2 separate regions of the Homo sapiens genome follow, and region 1 is linked to region 2. A link is a loop called in an ENCODE intact Hi-C map of the cell type or tissue named here. Cell type or tissue: heart left ventricle. All regions are shown on one strand. Each heading gives the region's core, and the rest is flanking DNA. Links, peaks and the distances in the headings are about the cores only.

Region 1 (8,341 bases), core at 150-8,149, 110 kb before region 2:
AAATTTTCCTATAGATGTAGGTCTGTTTCTGAATTTTCTGTTGTCTGATGGTTCTATTTTTCTACCCTTTGGCAGTACCATCTGGTTGTAATTATTGTAGCTTTACAGTAAGTTTTGATATCTGGTAGTCTTCAAACTTTCTTCTTCAGCTCCATTATAATCTTATGGGACCACCATATGTGGTCCATTGTTTACCAAAATGTCATTATATGGTGCATGCCTGTATATTCTGAATTCGACTCACAATCTCTACTGCCACCGCTAATTTCAAGCCACCACTACTTCATTCTAAATTAACTTCAATGGACTTACAACCAGTCCTTCTGCCTCATAACCTACACACAGTAAAGAGGTCATTTAAACATATACAAGATCTTATCACTCTCTGGCTCAAAATTTGAAATGACTTCCTATCCCACTTAGAATAAAATCCAGACTTCTTACCATGTGATATTAGTCAGGATTGACTTATTATTACTTAAAAGCACAAAGTTTTATTTCTCTCTTACTCAAAATCTGAGTCTCCATGACTCATAATGGGCACTCCAGCCTGGGCAACAGAGCAAGACTCCATCTTAAAAAAAAAAAAAGTACACTATACATTGTAAATTGAGATTCAACATAACCTGGATGTGGTGCCACTCCCCAACCTGGAGGATCACCAAGGCAGGGCTGTCATTACACACCTGTGGTGTATAGCAGTGGTTTCTCAAGATGAGGACCTCTTTTAATCCCTTTTCCCCACCAAAGAATCAGACCTTACGTAGTGGAAGTTGTGCTTTTATTATCTAATGGTGTATGTAAGGCAAAAGACATTTGGATTTCAATAGGATTTTTAGATAAATTTATAGGTTTTAAAAATTAGCCACAACAGTCTCTTTATATGTTTGAAAAATAGCATTACATATATGTATAAAGCAAAAACCCGTGAGAGATCCTGGGGAGAAGAATTGCCTGGAGGGGGAAATTGAGTCCATCTCCAATGTTCAGCACCTCTTCTCTTTCTATTTTTGACCCCCTGGTTTCCTGTAGACATCCACACAAATCTTGAGGTAGAAGTGAAAACAATGCTGTCAGCAGTTTCACGTCTGTCACCATTGAATTCATGCCCTGACATGTGCCTCCTACTCAGAAAGTTATCTGGTGATTATATCACTTCTGTGATATCATCCTTCCTGAAAGTGTCCTTACCCAGCACATGACCACCAACTGTCACATGATTGCATCACTGCCACAGGGGAGCCCAGGACACAGCACACAAATCGGATTAGTCCAGCCTGTAAACTAAGCCTTTGCTTAATAGCCTGGAATTGCCCTCCACCCCTCAGCCCTCAGGCCTGAAATCCTATTCAGCCCTCAAACCTAGTACACATGTCCTCTCCCTACGCACACTCTCCTGGCCTTCACCTCGCCCTCAGCATTGAACAATCCCCTTCAGGACTCGCAGAGCCCTCTGGGATCGCCCCCCTCAGCTCTCATCCCTCGCTAGGCACTTGAGGGCTGGGGAAGTCTTACTTATTGCTGTGGCCCCAGCACCCCACACAAGGCCACATGTGTGACATTTAGTTGGTAATTCTTTTTTTTTTTTTTTTTTTTTTGAGACGGAGTCTCGCTCTGTCGCCCAGGCTGGAGTGCAGTGGCACGGTCTTGGCTCACTCTGCCTCCCGGGTTCACACCATTCTCCCGCGTCAGCGTCTCGAGTAGCTGGGACTACAAGGCGCCCGCCACTACGCCCGACTAATTTTTTGTATTTTTAGTAGAGACAGGATTTCACCATGTTAGCCAGGATGTAGTTGGTAATTCTTAAATGTTGGTTAAACTCAGCTGTTACCTGCTAGTAGGACAATTCATGTGCCCCATTCTGGCAAGGGTAAGGTTAACACTTGTGGTTTTAGAGACTTCTAGTTCCACTTTCCAGTTTACTTTTGCTTCTCTCCCTATTCAAACCAGCAGGAAAAGAGAGTAGTAGTTCAGGAGTTGTTGCCAAAATCCAGAGCCTTATCGGGGGAATACACAGGAAGGGACAGACCTCAGATGCATTTTAAGATATTGAGAGACAGAGTCTGAGTATAAATCATATACTGGGGGAAGGAGGCAAATGGCTTAAAATACTTTTTTTTTTTTTTTTAGCACTGTGATGTTCTGAGTCAAAGATGACTCAGGCTTCAAGCCTGGATGATTGGATCATGGTGGCAGCTATTACCGTAAAAAGAGGAGGAACAACTTTGGGGAAGATGTTGATTTGCTTTTGGATGGATTGAGTTTAGACTGTTGTCAGGACACTAAGTGGACACATAATGCAAACAGTTGCTTTCATAGATGAGGGTGAATGCTAAGGATCAGAGAGGATTCCAAGGCCTTCCTGGGGCCTAGGAAGACTCAGGCACTGGGATACTCTCATCACCCCCATACTCTTCTTAAGGGGAAGAAACCTACCTCCTCTGAGATGGTGGGGCAGAGGGGAGTTGTGATGGTCATCCCAGGGCTTGGGGTGTGCCCAAGAGTGAGATCAGAGATGTGTTTGAGGCTGTGGGGAGCAGCGTATGTCACTTTCAGAATGTCAGACTTGGGACCACTCAACAAGGAGATCAAGGGCTGGGTGAGAATTCAGCAATTATGGAAGATTTATGTTTCAATATAATATCCTTTTTCCTATAGAGATTTAAAACTTTTAAAATGTAATATTGACACATAAAATTTTAAAACAAGATGAGTATGTGAAGGCCATTCCTGACACTTATGAAAAGACATTAAGCTCTCCTTTAAAGTTAAGCCTCTCTGTGCCTGACCTTCTCTCCCTGCCTTTGTCTATGCCACTAAGATTACTGCCTTTAGTTCAATTCAAGGAGCTTTTATTGCATGCTTACAATGAATTATAGTGTTTTGGGGACACAGCGAAAGAGAAAATATAGCCCCTGCTTTTAAAGACCTTACAATCTCATCATAGAGGCCTGACATACATGCAGTAAGCTATTAACCACCATTGCAAGGCAGCATAGTTACTGACTGATAGAACATACGGGTGACCAGTTTCCCTGGGGAAGATAGAACTGGAAGTGGACCCTGAATCATTGGTAGAATATAAAAGTGGGGGTGGGTGGGAAGGAGAAGGAGCAAAAAGGCATGGAGGTGACATTGACCATAGTATGTTTTAGGGGAATGCTGGCTTCAGCACACTGGGGAAAATGGCAGATAATTTTTGTTAGGCAGAGTAGGGCCAGACTGAGGAGCCCTATTTAGCTAATACGTCTTAGTTGCAAGTGCTAAGAACCAACGTGAGCAGGCTAAACTGTATAACATGGTGGTTAGAGCTCAGATTCTGAAGTCAGATGGCCTTGGTGTGAATCCTGATTTTATCTATTGCTGACTGTAGTGGACAAGTTACTTAATTTCTTTGTCCCTGTTTCCTCATATGTAAAATGAAGTAATACATGGATTCACTGGGAGGATTAAATAAGATAATTTGTGTAAGCTAATTGGAACTTTACTTGGCACATAGTAAATGTTCAGGAAGTTTTATCTTTTTTGTTGATAATGTTGACAATGTTGATAATTATGATGACAAAGCAAAGGAGAATTTATAAGGACACAGGGGTGTCTTATGGAATTCAAAGTCAGAAATGCCACTAGATTTTAATATGGGACTAGATCAGAAAGCCATCAGGGAAAGCAGGAAGCTGTCAGGGACCCAGTCACCATCTTCTGTTTCTGTTTCTCTTAGGAGAACTGCAACATGTTTCTGTTTTCCAACAGAGCAGTCTTCCCTGTTTCTCTGTTCTCATGGTGGAATATGTTTGCCCTCAGCTCCTGAGTTCACATGGAACAATTCCAACAACCAGAAGACAAGTACGGCTGCCTCTTAGTCATAATTTCAGACTTTCAGGAAGGAAATCTACCTTGTCCAGATTCAGTCAGCTGTCTACTTCTGGTCCATTAAGCTGGGTCTGAGGACAGGGTCATGCAGTACAATTGGGGCTGCCCATCTTCTAGATGGGGGTCAGTTCTTAGAGAAAGGGATGACTCTTAAGTTCAAAAGATATCTCAAGCTCTTTCCCTTTCGTGTGCCACTGAAGATTCTGGTGTCACCATGGGCCGCTGCCCCACCCAGTGTTACCATTATTGTAAGAACAACACAAAGCCTCTCTTCTGGCGAGGTGTTGCTGATGCCGAGATTCCCATCTTTGACCTGGGGTGGAAGAAGGTAAAAGTGGATGAGTTTCCACTCTGTGGCCACATGGTGTCAGATGAATATGAGCAGCTCTCCTCTGAAGCCCTGGAGGCTGCCTGAATTTGTGCCAATAAGTACATGATGAAAAGTTGCGGCGAGGATGGCTTTCATATCCAAGTGCGGCTCCACCCCTTCCACGTTATGCACATCAACAAGACGTCCTGTGCTGGGCTGACAGGCTCCAAACAGGTATATGAGGTGCCTTTGAAAAGCCCCAGGGCACTGTGGCCAGGGTTCACATTGGTCACGTCATCGTGTCCATCGGCACCAAGCTGCAGAACAAGGAGCATGTGATTGAGGCCCTGCACAGGGCCAAGGCCAAGTTCCCTGGCCACCAGAAGATCCACATCTCAAAGAAGTGGGGCATTACCAAGTTCAATGTGAAGACATGGTGGCTGAGAAACGGCTCATTCCAGATGACTGCGGGGTCAAGTACATCCCCAGTCGTGGCCCTCTGGACAAGTGGTGGGCCCTGCACTCATGAGGGCTTCCACTGTGCTGCCCCTCCTAAGGCCCAACAATAAATCCTACTTTCTGTCCACCTGAAAAAAAAAAAGACACCTCAAACTGACTAGGAATCTACTACAGCAGTGGTCCCCAACATTTTTGGCACCAGGGACTGGTTTTGTGGAAGACAATTTTTCCACAGACCAGTACAGTGCTGGGACAGTGGTGAGGGGGATGATTTTCAGGATGAAACTGTTCCACCTCACATCATCAGGCGTTAGTTAGGTTCTCATAAGGAGAGCACAGTCTGGATCCCTTGCATGCACGGTTCACAATAGGGTTCACACTCCTGGAATCCAGTGCCACAGCTGACCTGACAGGAGATGGAGCTCAGGTTTAATGTTCACTCACCCAGGGGTTGAGGACTCCTGTACTAGAGCACTCTAGCCTTCTGACCTGAGGAATATGATTTTTAAGGCAATGGTATTCATTTAGGAATTCCAACGTCTGGTAAACGACCACTGAGGTCTCAGGATATGAGTGAGAAAATGAGTGTATTCTATACTTTAGGCTCTATTGAGGATAATGTTAAGGAAAATTCCACTCCAAATTTGTCTCTGAAATAGATCTTTGTGGTCCAAGAGTGAAGATAAGTTATGCATATGTAGCAGAATATCATTTTGATATATTCACCAATGTAAATTTTTCCAAGAATTGTCTGTGACCCTGTGACTCTATCCTTTTTGGGCAATAGGTCATGAAAGATCTGCTGCCTCAAGGAAGATCGACAGAGCAGAAGCAAAAACAAAAGGGTCAAGGCAGATTTGTGGCTTTAGCTGTTTTTAAAAATGATGTAGAATAATATCTGATCGAGAAAGACAATAAAGATTAGAGTAGCAATTATCACACTAGAGACTGGAAAACCAAAGTTGGTTCCTCAAAAAGATCAATGAAATTGCCAAATCTTTATCTAGACTTACCAAGAAAAAAAGAGAGAAGACTTAAATTACTAAAATCAGGAATAAGAGAGGAGGCATCATTACTGACCTTATAGAAATAAAAAGAATTATAAGAGAATACTGCAAACAATTGTGTACCAACAAATTAGATAAATAAAATGGACAGCTCTTAGAAAGGTACAAATTACTGAAATAGATTCAAGAGAAAAAGAAAATCTGAATATATCTATAACAAGTGAAGAGATTAAATTAGTGAAAAACTACTCGCAAAGAAAAGCCAACACTGAGATGGCTTCAGTGGTTAATTCTGCCAATAATTAAGCCTTAGAAGTGAAAATACTTCCTGGGACCATTTATTTATTCATTTTCTAACAAATATTCGAGAACCTACTGTGTGCTAGGGACTTGGAGTACAACAGCAGACAAGACAAAGTCCCTGTTGGTCAAGGGCTTGATTTGTCATGAGATTTGTAATCAAGGCACAGTTTTGTGAGCTGCTGGCAAGGGAAACTATTGTGAACTCACAGAGTCCACATAGGACTTTATGGAACGCTGGGTTTGTGTGCCAAACAACTGTTTATCTGACTGCAGTCACCTCCATCCATGCTTCCATCTCCTCTCCTCTCCCCTGTCCTTCTACTCCCACCTTTTTCTCGCTCTATTGAAGCAGCCAGCCCTGCTATTCAGAAGTGGGTACGCATGTCCTCTTTGCTGTTAACCACTCTGCAGTTGCTAGAGAATCTCACACCTGTAGGACACAGGAGTAGAAGGTCTTTCCTACGTCTATTCTCAAAGTGTGGATCATCAGACCTCGAAAGAGGCTAGGAAGTCATCTTCTCCCTTATCAACCCATCCCAGTCTCTCTCTGACATCTTGTGCTCCAGATGTTGGGGACAGCATTCCAAAATGCTGCTGGAGTTGGGCTCTCTCCTACCTGTCACCAAGCTGTGCAGTGGGAACCAAGCTCCCATAGCCTCTAGTGTAGAGGAACCTTCAACAACATTCATCTGAAAATCTAGTGATGGTTAATACAGGCATGTCCCCTGGGGTCTGAATATTTTCATTTCTTTTTTTTTTCTTTTCTTTTCTTTTTTTTTTTTTCCTTCGAGACGGAGTTTTGCTCTTGTTGCCCAGGCTGGAGTGCAATGGCACAGTCTTGTCTCACTGCAACCTCCACCTCCCAGGTTCAAGCAATTCTCCTGCCTCAGCCTCCCAAGTAGCTAGGATTACAGGTGCCCGCCACCATGCCTGGCTAATTTTTGTATTTTTAGTAGACAAGGTTTCACCATGTTGGCCAGGCTGGTCTCAAACTCCAGACCTCAGGTGATCCACCCGCCTCAGTCTCCCAAAGTACTGGGATTACAGGCGTGAGCCACCGCACCTGGCTGGGTCTGAATATTTTCTGTAAGAAACACTAGCATCCCTCTCAAAGGCCCTATGACCTTTTTTTCATCCTTCACAACTTTCTTCCTTAGCCAACTGAGGTTTGTCTGGGTTCACAGTCAGCTGCACTACACAAGCTCGGCTGGAATGCCCGGCTCTGGGAATTGACAGCTGGCTCACCTGGCTGCAAGGCCAGTTTCCTGGGCATGCGACCTGTACACCTGGGCACAGGGCTCCACTCAGGCCCCACACTTGGTTTCATGCTCTGCTGTCACCATCTTGAAATTCTCAACTTTTTAAATAAGGAGCCTGCATTTTTATTTTGCACTGAACCCTGTAAATTATGTATCCAGTCCCACAGGGTTGCATTGTGGACCTTTAGGGGCTACTTCTGTGTCATGTTTCTGAGTCTGGTTAGAGTGGTGATTAATCACCTGGCTCTGGGGCGGACAGCTGGCATTTGAATCCTGGCTCCTTTACTTACTAGACCTGTGATCTTGAAGGTTCCTCAGCCTCTTGATTTCTTTATCTATAAAGTGGGATAATAATAGCATGTATCTCATAGGCTTGCTGAGAGGATAAAATATGTTAATACATATGAAACACTCAGAATGGTGCCTGGAACATAGTAAAAAGCTGTGCAATGTTGGATGTTTTTGTTGCGTGCCTATTCCAAGGTCACATTGTTCTGTATCTTACGGCAGTGTATCTTGCACTTGGTGGTGAATCTGCCTGTTGAATTTAATTAGTTCTGTAATAGTCTCTGTTCATGAAAAGACTGCAGCAGAGTGAGCAAAGTGGGTGTGGAAGGGAGACCCAAGTTCTGCTTTTGTTCTGCCATGGAGCAGAGTTCCGTGTTAGCTCTCCCTTTCCCTGACCCCACAGACATCCCATCTACTTAAAGCCATGTTTCCCAAAGTGTGGGCCACGTGCCCCTGGACAGGATGATTTTAGGTACCACATAGACCCAGCATTAAACAACATTCCATCTCATAGACAGTTATGCATTTTTTTATATCCTTTCCATCCAGTGATTACATATAGAAAAATGTTTCCATTCAGTGTTAATAATTTTTTTTTTTTGAGACAGAGTTTTGCTCTTGTTTCCCAGGCTGGAGTGCAGTGGCTCGATCTCGGCTCACTGCAACCTCCACCCCTCCGGGTTCAAGCGATTCTCCTGCCTCAACCTCCCGAGTAGCTGGGATTACAGGCGCCTGCCACCACGCTCGGCTAATGTTTTGTATTTTTAGTAGAGACAGGGTTTCACCATGTTGGCCAGGCTTGTCTTGAACTCCAGACCACAGGTGATCTGCCTGCCTTGGCC
Region 2 (8,283 bases), core at 1-8,000:
CTCAGCTCACTGCACCTCCGCCTCCCAGGTTCAAGCAATTATCCGGCCTCAGCCTCCTGAGTAGCTGGGACTACAGGTGCGTGCTGCCACGCCTGACTAATTTTTTTTTGTATTTTTAGTAGAGACGGGGTTTCACCATGTTGGCCAGGATGGTCTTGATCTCCTGACCTCGTGATCCGCCTGCCTTGGCTTCCCAAAGTGCTGGGACTTCTTGTCTTTGGAATTCCAGTGCCTAGTAGAGTGCCACACACATAGGTGTCTGGAAAATGTCCATTTTCTCAGTTCTTTAGAATACATTTTTGGATGAAAGATCAGGAGTGGCTGATGAAAGAAGAGATTTCTAAGATATTTTACCCTATGAATTTACACTTTGGGTGTTAGACATATGCTGCCCTCAATCTCTATGATTAAATGAAGAGGAACTGCTAGTTCTATGGTCCGAAATAAGGCCATAATCACTATGAAGGGGTACCAACCCTTCTTTGAGTAGAAATCATGTACACTGATCAAATAAAATCGGAAGATCAACATCTGCTGATTTTCCCAGGCTTTAGCACCAAAAAAACCCAAAGCTCAGTGAATTCTTTAGAGAGTATGTGCTGTTAACAACTTATCCCAAGGGTAGGATAAAGAGGTCTGGTGGGCTCAAGGATGTTTCTAATACCAACTATCCAGTGTTACCCCTTTAATTCAGGGGCTCTCATCCTCAACATTATTGGCATTTTGGGCAAGATAATTCTTTGTTTTGGAGTGCTGTTCTGTGCACTGTAGGATGTTTAGCAGCTTCCTTAGCCTCTACTCACTACATGCCAGTAGCACCCCTTGCCCGTTGCGACAATCAAAAATATCCCCAAGCATTGCCAAATGTCCCCTTGGCAAAGAGGTAAAGAGGGAGCATTGTAAATCACCCCTGGTATAAGAACAACTGCTCCAGTTCTAAGCCAGTCTGAAGCCTTGCTAAAGTAAATATTAACATATGGGCACAATTCAAGGGAAACTTACTTATCATTTTTATTGTTTGTTCTTGTCTCCAAGGCTTTGCCCCAAGATGCAGAGAGAGAAGGAGGAATGAGAGATTGAGAAGGGAAAGTGTACGCCCTGTATAACAGTGTCCGCAGAAGCAAGGGGCTGAAAAGATCTGAAGGTAGCCTCCGTCATCTCTTCTGGGATACATGGATCGTGGGGATCATGAGGCATTCTTCCCTTAACAAATTTAAGCTGTTTTACCCACTACCTCACCTTCTTAAAAACCTCTTTCAGATTAAGCTGAACAGTTACAAGATGGCTGGCATCCCTCTCCTTTCTCCCCATATGCAATTTGCTTAATGTAACCTCTTCTTTTGCCATGTTTCCATTCTGCCATCTTGAATTGTCTTGTCAGCCAATTCATTATCTATTAAACACTAATTTGAGTTCATCTTGAATATTCCTGTGGTAACTTCTTATTCTGATCATTCATTTTTCCCTCTATCTCTCAGTATTGATGGACATGGGTTGGGGTCACTTTGTATTAACACGGTAACATTTTCATTGGTTTCTCTGCCTCTTACTAACAGACTCATCCTACTGACGAATCATGGAGCCAAATTTCACAAAGAATTACTCTGTCATGTCATTTTCCCACTCAAAAACTCAGAAGAGACCCCACTGCCTACAGAAAAAGCTTCAAAGCTTTTTAACTTTCCACATTCCAGCTGATCTCTTCAGTCTAAATACCCTTGAGTTCTGTCAATTGTTCCTCACATGGCATGGTTTCCAGTGCCTCACATGAATGGGGTAAACGGAACCCAAGACTTTAGATTTGGTCTTAATGACTCTACATACAATGAGATAATTATTATCTGGGGTCTGGAATGTCCATCCTGTTAAGAGAGCCTAACACAGCACTAGCTTTAGTGAGTCACAAATCCCCAGGTATTTTCATGCAAGAGAAACTTACATGGGACATTAGAATCCAAGAGACTGATATCAGGTCCCAGGTAGTTATAAGCCTCCCTAAACAGTTCAGCTTTGACTTGTGAAGGTTAGAGTAACACCAGTATAGGAATTAGTCTACAAAATTATCTTTAAAAATAAAGGAAAGCAAGAATTGTCCTGGGCAGGAGGGGGAAATATAAAGAAAAATGAAAAATAATACCTGACGCTTATACAACAGGTTGTTTTGCAAAAACACTATTTCATCTTAGTCTTATAAAAATCTCTATGAGCAAGATCTATTTCCATGTTATGGGAGAGAAACCAGAGGCTCCCAGAGGTTAAGAGATTTGCTTGAGGTACGGTCATACAGATGAAGAATAAAACCAAGATTCAAACTGGACATCAAGTTCAGGCTCCTTTCCCTACAACCTGGCAGCCTACACATATTTTCCCCCAAGGCAGTGTCTCAACTTCCTATCCTGTTTTTTCATTTCCACTGAATGCTTGCTCACTCCTCAGAATGTCTTTTCCAGGATGTTGCTCTGGCTCAGTTCTGTCATTATCTACAATTTTCTTGACTTTCTATCTAAAAAGTCTTCTGCTCAGTCTGCTGATACTTCAAAATGAAGCCGTGTACCCAATCTTCTACACAAGGCCTTCTGTGGTCATCTTGTCTAGCTCAAGCAGTTCCACCTCTATAGCACATCTCATACCACCAGCATAGGTTGATTTTCATGTACCACATCTTCCTTCTATCCTTTACTGGACTGTATGTAGGTTTATTGAGAAAAGCAACCATGCCTGAGAGCCCCACACATAGAAGAGTGGCTTGATCAAGCATTTGGTCGTTTGGTAATAGCTGGTAATAACTAAACATTTGCCTGATCGATATTTCATGTGACAAAAATTGCCAGAGTAGTTTTAAGTTCTCTCATAATTCAGCTTTCCCTTCATATTCTTCAGCTATCAAGGTTACTGTGTACAAGCTGGGAATACCCTTGATCTTGAGATTAAAATGTAAATTAAGAGATTAAAATTAAGATCTTATATTTAAAATATATATATATACATATATAATTAAATTATATATACATATATACATATATAATTTAAAAATTATATATGTATAATTTAATATATAAATAAATTTAAGATGTTTTCCTCCTTTGCCAATATAGGGTTTGATGTAATCATTTCTTTGTTTTCTCAGGTCCCACCTCCATTTGCAATTGACCTCTTCTGGGAACTTCCTCAGATGGACAAGATTACCCCACCTTGCCCTTTACGTATCTGCTCTTAGGTGCTTCTTCACTTCAGTTGCTTTGCAGGAAGTGTCTAGAGGAATATGGTGGGCACAGAAGTAGCTCTGGTGACCTTGATCAAGGTGTTTTGAAATGCAGAATTCTTGAGTTCTGGAAGGGACTTTAGAGAATACCAGTGTTATTAATGACAAAGGCACTGAGGCCCAGGGAGGTGACCCGAATTATAAAGGCCAGCGCCAGAACCCAGATTTCCTAACTCTGGTGCTCTTTCCCTTTATCAGTTTGACTGTGGCCTGTTAACTGGTATATACATATATATGTCAGGCAAAGTGCTGCTGGAAGTAGAATTTGTCCAATAACAGGTCAACTTCAGAGACTATCTGATTTCCTAATGTCAGAGTAGAAGATTTTATGCTGCTGTTTACAAAAGCCCAATGTAATGCATAGGAAGTATGGCATGAACATCTTTAGGAGACTAATGGAAATATTATTGGTGTTTACCCAGTATTCCATTTTTTTCATTGTGTTCTCTATTGCTGCTCTCTCACTCCCCCATGAGGTACAGCAGAAAGGAGAACTATCCAAAACTAATTTCCTCTGACATGTAAGACGAATGATTTAGGTACGTCAAAGCAGTAGTCAAGGAGGAAAGGGATAGTCCAAAGACTTAACTGGTTCATATTGGACTGATAATCTCTTTAAATGGCTTTATGCTAGTTTGACCTCATTTGTAAAATATTTATGAGAAAGTTCTCATTTAAAATGAGATCGTTGTTTACAGTGTATGTACTAAGCAGTAAGCTATCTTCAAATGTCTAAGGTAGTAACTTTCCATAGGGCCTCCTTAGATCCCTAAGATGGCTTTTTCTCCTTGGTATTTCTGGGTCTTTCTGACATCAGCAGAGAACTGGAAAGACATAGCCAACTGCTGTTCATGTTACTCATGACTCCTTTCTCTAAAACTGCCTTCCACAATTCACTAGACCAGAAGTGGACGCAACTTAAGCTGGGATAATCACATTATCATCTGAAAATCTGGAGTTGAACAGCAAAAGAAGACAACATTTCTCAAATGCACATCTCATGGCAGCTAAGCCACATGGCTGGGATTTAAAGCCTTTAGAGCCAGCCCATGGCTTTAGCTACCTCACTATGCTGCTTCACAAACCTTGCTCCTGTGTAAAACTATATTCTCAGTGTAGGGCAGAGAGGTCTAACACCAACATAAGGTACTAGCAGTGTTTCCCGTATTGACAGGAATACTTAACTCAATAATTCTTTTCTTTTCCATTTAGTAACAGTTGTGATGACTATGTTTCTATTCTAAGTAATTCCTGTATTCTACAGCAGATACTTTGTCAGCAATACTAAGGGAAGAAACAAAGTTGAACCGTTTCTTTAATAATGCTGATCTACTTTTTGTTGAATTTGTATTTTATTTCAAGTGTCAAAGAAATCATCTTTGTTTATTTAGATGAAACCAAACACTACACATTTACACTCACACTGCTTCCAGGACCCAAGGGTTTCACAGACCATTTGCCTACCTGGTTCTTTCCTCTCCTCTTTCCAGTGATTTCTAGAATACCCTTTCAAAGGACCACATGAATATACGAACTGTAAAATTCAACTTTAATCTTTTGCGAAATGTTTTATTTACTGCTTAAAATCTAGGTGGGTGGATATATTCATGTATGCATATATTGATAGATTAATACAAACATAAGTATGTATTTAAATTTAAGGATAAGTAAAGTGAGAGTACAACAGCCCCATTCTTAGTTAAAAAGAAAAGAAAAAGACAAGAGCAAGCCACTGCCACCACAGGTACCAGCACTTAAATTTGTCAGCAGGCTGACCAAAGAGTGGCCTGTCTGTTGGCATTCATCGGACATGGCAGCTCCCTTCAGCTCTCCAGTGAGTTTCAAGTTCAGAGCACTTTCAGTCCTTGTCTTGTTTATCTATTACTGAAGGGTTTCTAGGAAGGTTTAGCAGTGCTTCAATTTTCTTAGCATCATTCTCAGGTTCATCTTCCTGTAAACTACTTTCAATTTTCTCAGGGAGGTGCTCAGTAACTTGTAGTCTGCCTTTCCTGTAATCAGATAAAAAGGATAAATCAAATACTGCTCCATTTCTTTAGTTCTTACAGATTTAAAACAAAAAGGATAGCATTTGTCTTTTCCTCCCTGCTTTGGTATAGCAATTTAGAAGCAAATACTGCTCCCTGAACTTCAAATACAGTAACTTTCTTCTCTCTCCTAACCTCACAAGCCAATTATGATTTCCACATTACCATAATGGATACCGTTGTGGTGACAGCTCTGATCCATAAGATATTCCTAGTATGCTGGGTCCTAGAGTTCTCACAGGAGTGATGTGTGGGAACTGACACACTTTGTGCTAAGGTGTGAAGGCTTGAAGTCTCGCTGTCCTCTTGCTCCCAGGGCTGGGGGAATGTAAGTACCCTGCCACTCTTAAACTCTGTGACCAGACCTTTTAGGAACTGGTCAAAGGCTATAACAATGGTAATCCAAGGTAGAGAAAAGTCAGATAGAACAAAACTATAGATTTATATTTATGAAGAGTTAAAAACTAATTTCCAAATAATAGATCAGTTCTGTTTCTAAATCAAGTATTAGTGTCTTCCTTAAGTGATTATCGGGATTAAAGTTTCTTCTCAACTCTTCACAGATTTGGTCATTTGTTCTTCTATATCTCTATAGTCAGTTTTCTACATTTTCTGCTCATTGAGGCAATTTTTTTGACTCTCAATTTGTTTGATTTTCCTGTATTATTTTCAAGCGAAGAAGTAGGCACATACAAGACACTTAAACGTTTATTAACTCTCCTTAGAAATATCTCACACACACACACACACACACACACACACACAAACACCCATACGTGTATATGCTATACAATTTTGACACTTTCATTCTGCCAAAGTATTCTTTCATTACTATGATTCAAGTTGTTTTTATCCATCTGTCTTAAAATTGATACTAATAATTGTACATATTTATGAAGTACAAAGTGATATTTTTGTACATATACAATGTGTAATGATCAAATCAGGGTAATTAGCATATGCATCACCTCAAACATTTATCATTTCATACTGCTGGGACCATTCAAATATCCTCTCTTCCAGCTACTTGAAAATATACAATAAATTATTAACTATAGTCATCCTACAGTGCCACAGAACACTAGAATTTATGCCTCCGATCTAGTTATAATTTTGTATTCATTAATCAATCCCTTAAATCTCCTCTTCTTATGCCTTTCCCTGTCCCCTCCTCAGCCTCCAGTAACCATAATTCTACTCTTTACTTCTATGAGCCCATTTTTTAGCTCCCACATGAGCAACAGAACATGCAGTATTTATCTTTCTGTGTATGACTTATTTTACATAACAATGTCCTCCAGGCTCATCCATGTTCCCACAAATGACAGGATTACATTCTTTATTATGGCTGAATAGTATTCTATGGTGGATATATACCACATTTTCTTTATCCATCCATCTGTTGATGGACACTGACGTTGATTCCATACCTTGGCTATTAATAGTGCTACAATAAGCATGGGGGCGCAGATAACTCTTTGATATGCTGGTTTCTTTTCCTTTGGATAAATACCTAGTAGGGAAGATTGCTGGATCTTACAGTAGTTCTATTTTTAGTTTTCTGAGGAACTTCCATACTGTTTCTATAAAGGCTGTAATAATTTGCATTCCTACCAAAAGTATATGAGTTCCCTTTTCTTTCTACATCCTTGCCAAAATTTATTTTTTGTCTTTCTGATAATAGACATTCTAATTGGGATAAATATCACTCCAATTTCCCAAACTGTCCCCAAACCACATTTCATTGTGGTTTTGATTTGCATTTCCCTGATTAGTTATGTTGAATACTTTTTCATATACTTGTTAGCACTTGTAGGTATTTTTTGAGAAATACAAGTTTCCCCCCAAGCTCCCCCGCCCACTTTTTTTTTTTTAAAGAGACAGGGACTCACTTTGTTGCCCAGGCTGGAGTGCAGTAGCACAATCATGGCTCACTGCTGCCTTGAATTACTGGGCTCAAGGGATCCTTCAGCCTCAGTCTCCCAAGTAACTGGGGCTATAGGCATGCACTACTGTGCCTAATTTTCTTTTGTCTCATGCTGTCACTCAGGCTGGAGTGCAGTGGCACCATCTTGGTTCATTGCAACCTCCACCTCCCAGGCTCAAACAATCCTCCTGCCTCAGCCTCCCACGCAGTTGGGATTACAGGTGTGCACCATGACAATTTTTGTATTTTTAGTAGAAATGGGGTTTCACCATGTCGGTCAGGCTGGTCTCGAACTCCTGACCTCAAGTGATCCGCCTGCCTCGGCCTCCCAAAGTCCTGGAATTACAAGTGTGAGCCACCGTGCCTGGCCTCCAATGCCCTTTATTTCTTTTTCTTGCCTAACTGCTCTGGCTAGGATTTCTAATACTATGTTGAACAAGACTGGTAAGAGTGGGCATTCCTATTTCATTCCAGTTCTTTGAGGGAAAAGCTTTTCACTTTTCCCTGTTCAGTATGATATTAGCTGTGAGTTTGACATATATGGCCTTTACTGTACTGAGAAATAGTCCTTCTACCCCTAACTTTTTGGGAGGTGTTACCATGAAGGGGTGTTCAATTTTACCAAATGCTTTTTCTCATTTACTGAGATGATCATATGGTTTTTTTCCTTCCTTCTGTTTATATGATGTAACACATTTATTGATTTGTGTATGCTGCACCATCCTTGCATCCCTAGGATAAATCCCACTTGTTCATGATGTATAATCTTTTTGATGTACTCTTGGATTTGGTTTGCTGGTATTTTGTTAAGGATTGTTTTGTAGAATACATTGGCCTGTAGGTTTTGTTGTTGTTGTTGTTTAATGAGCCTTTGTCTGTTTGTTGTTGTATAAGGGTAATGCTAGCCTTGTAGAATGAGTTTGGAAGAACTCTCTCATCTTCAATATTTCGGAACAGTTTGAGAATTGGTCTTAATTCTTCTTTAACTGTTTGGCAGAATTTAGCAATGAAGCCATGTGGTCCTGGACATTTCTTTGTTGGGAGACTTT

Evidence for each region. Peaks named below come from ENCODE experiments on the same cell type or tissue, not always from the same donor. Only the 100,000 strongest peaks of a DNase experiment are listed, where the experiment ranks them.
Region 1: it touches region 2 in a loop (2.0-fold over the local background); 2 of 110 quality-filtered maps call a loop at or near these places.

What each region holds. Positions count from the first base shown.
Region 1 is chr3:119,631,897-119,640,237 of GRCh38, reverse strand. It overlaps the pseudogene RPL10P7. Among named protein-coding and RNA genes, the nearest start is that of POPDC2, 25 kb to the left of the region's middle. RefSeq lists an enhancer at 929-1,438. In heart left ventricle, for the core only: a CTCF peak has its summit at 4,240; DNase peaks (open chromatin) are centred at 1,327 and 1,669; H3K4me3 peaks cover 470 bases; H3K27ac peaks cover 4,558 bases.
Region 2 is chr3:119,520,594-119,528,876 of GRCh38, reverse strand. It overlaps TIMMDC1 (translocase of inner mitochondrial membrane domain containing 1), which reads right to left. Exons shown (of 7, transcript NM_016589.4): 7 at 3,787-5,271. The coding sequence ends at 5,121. CD80 (CD80 molecule) reads left to right here. Exons shown (of 7, transcript NM_005191.4): 6 at 1,036-1,144; 7 at 3,128-4,584. The coding sequence ends at 1,106. Among named protein-coding and RNA genes, the nearest start is that of TIMMDC1, 26 kb to the right of the region's middle. In heart left ventricle, for the core only: a CTCF peak has its summit at 3,732; no DNase peak of the experiment used is centred there; H3K27ac peaks cover 432 bases.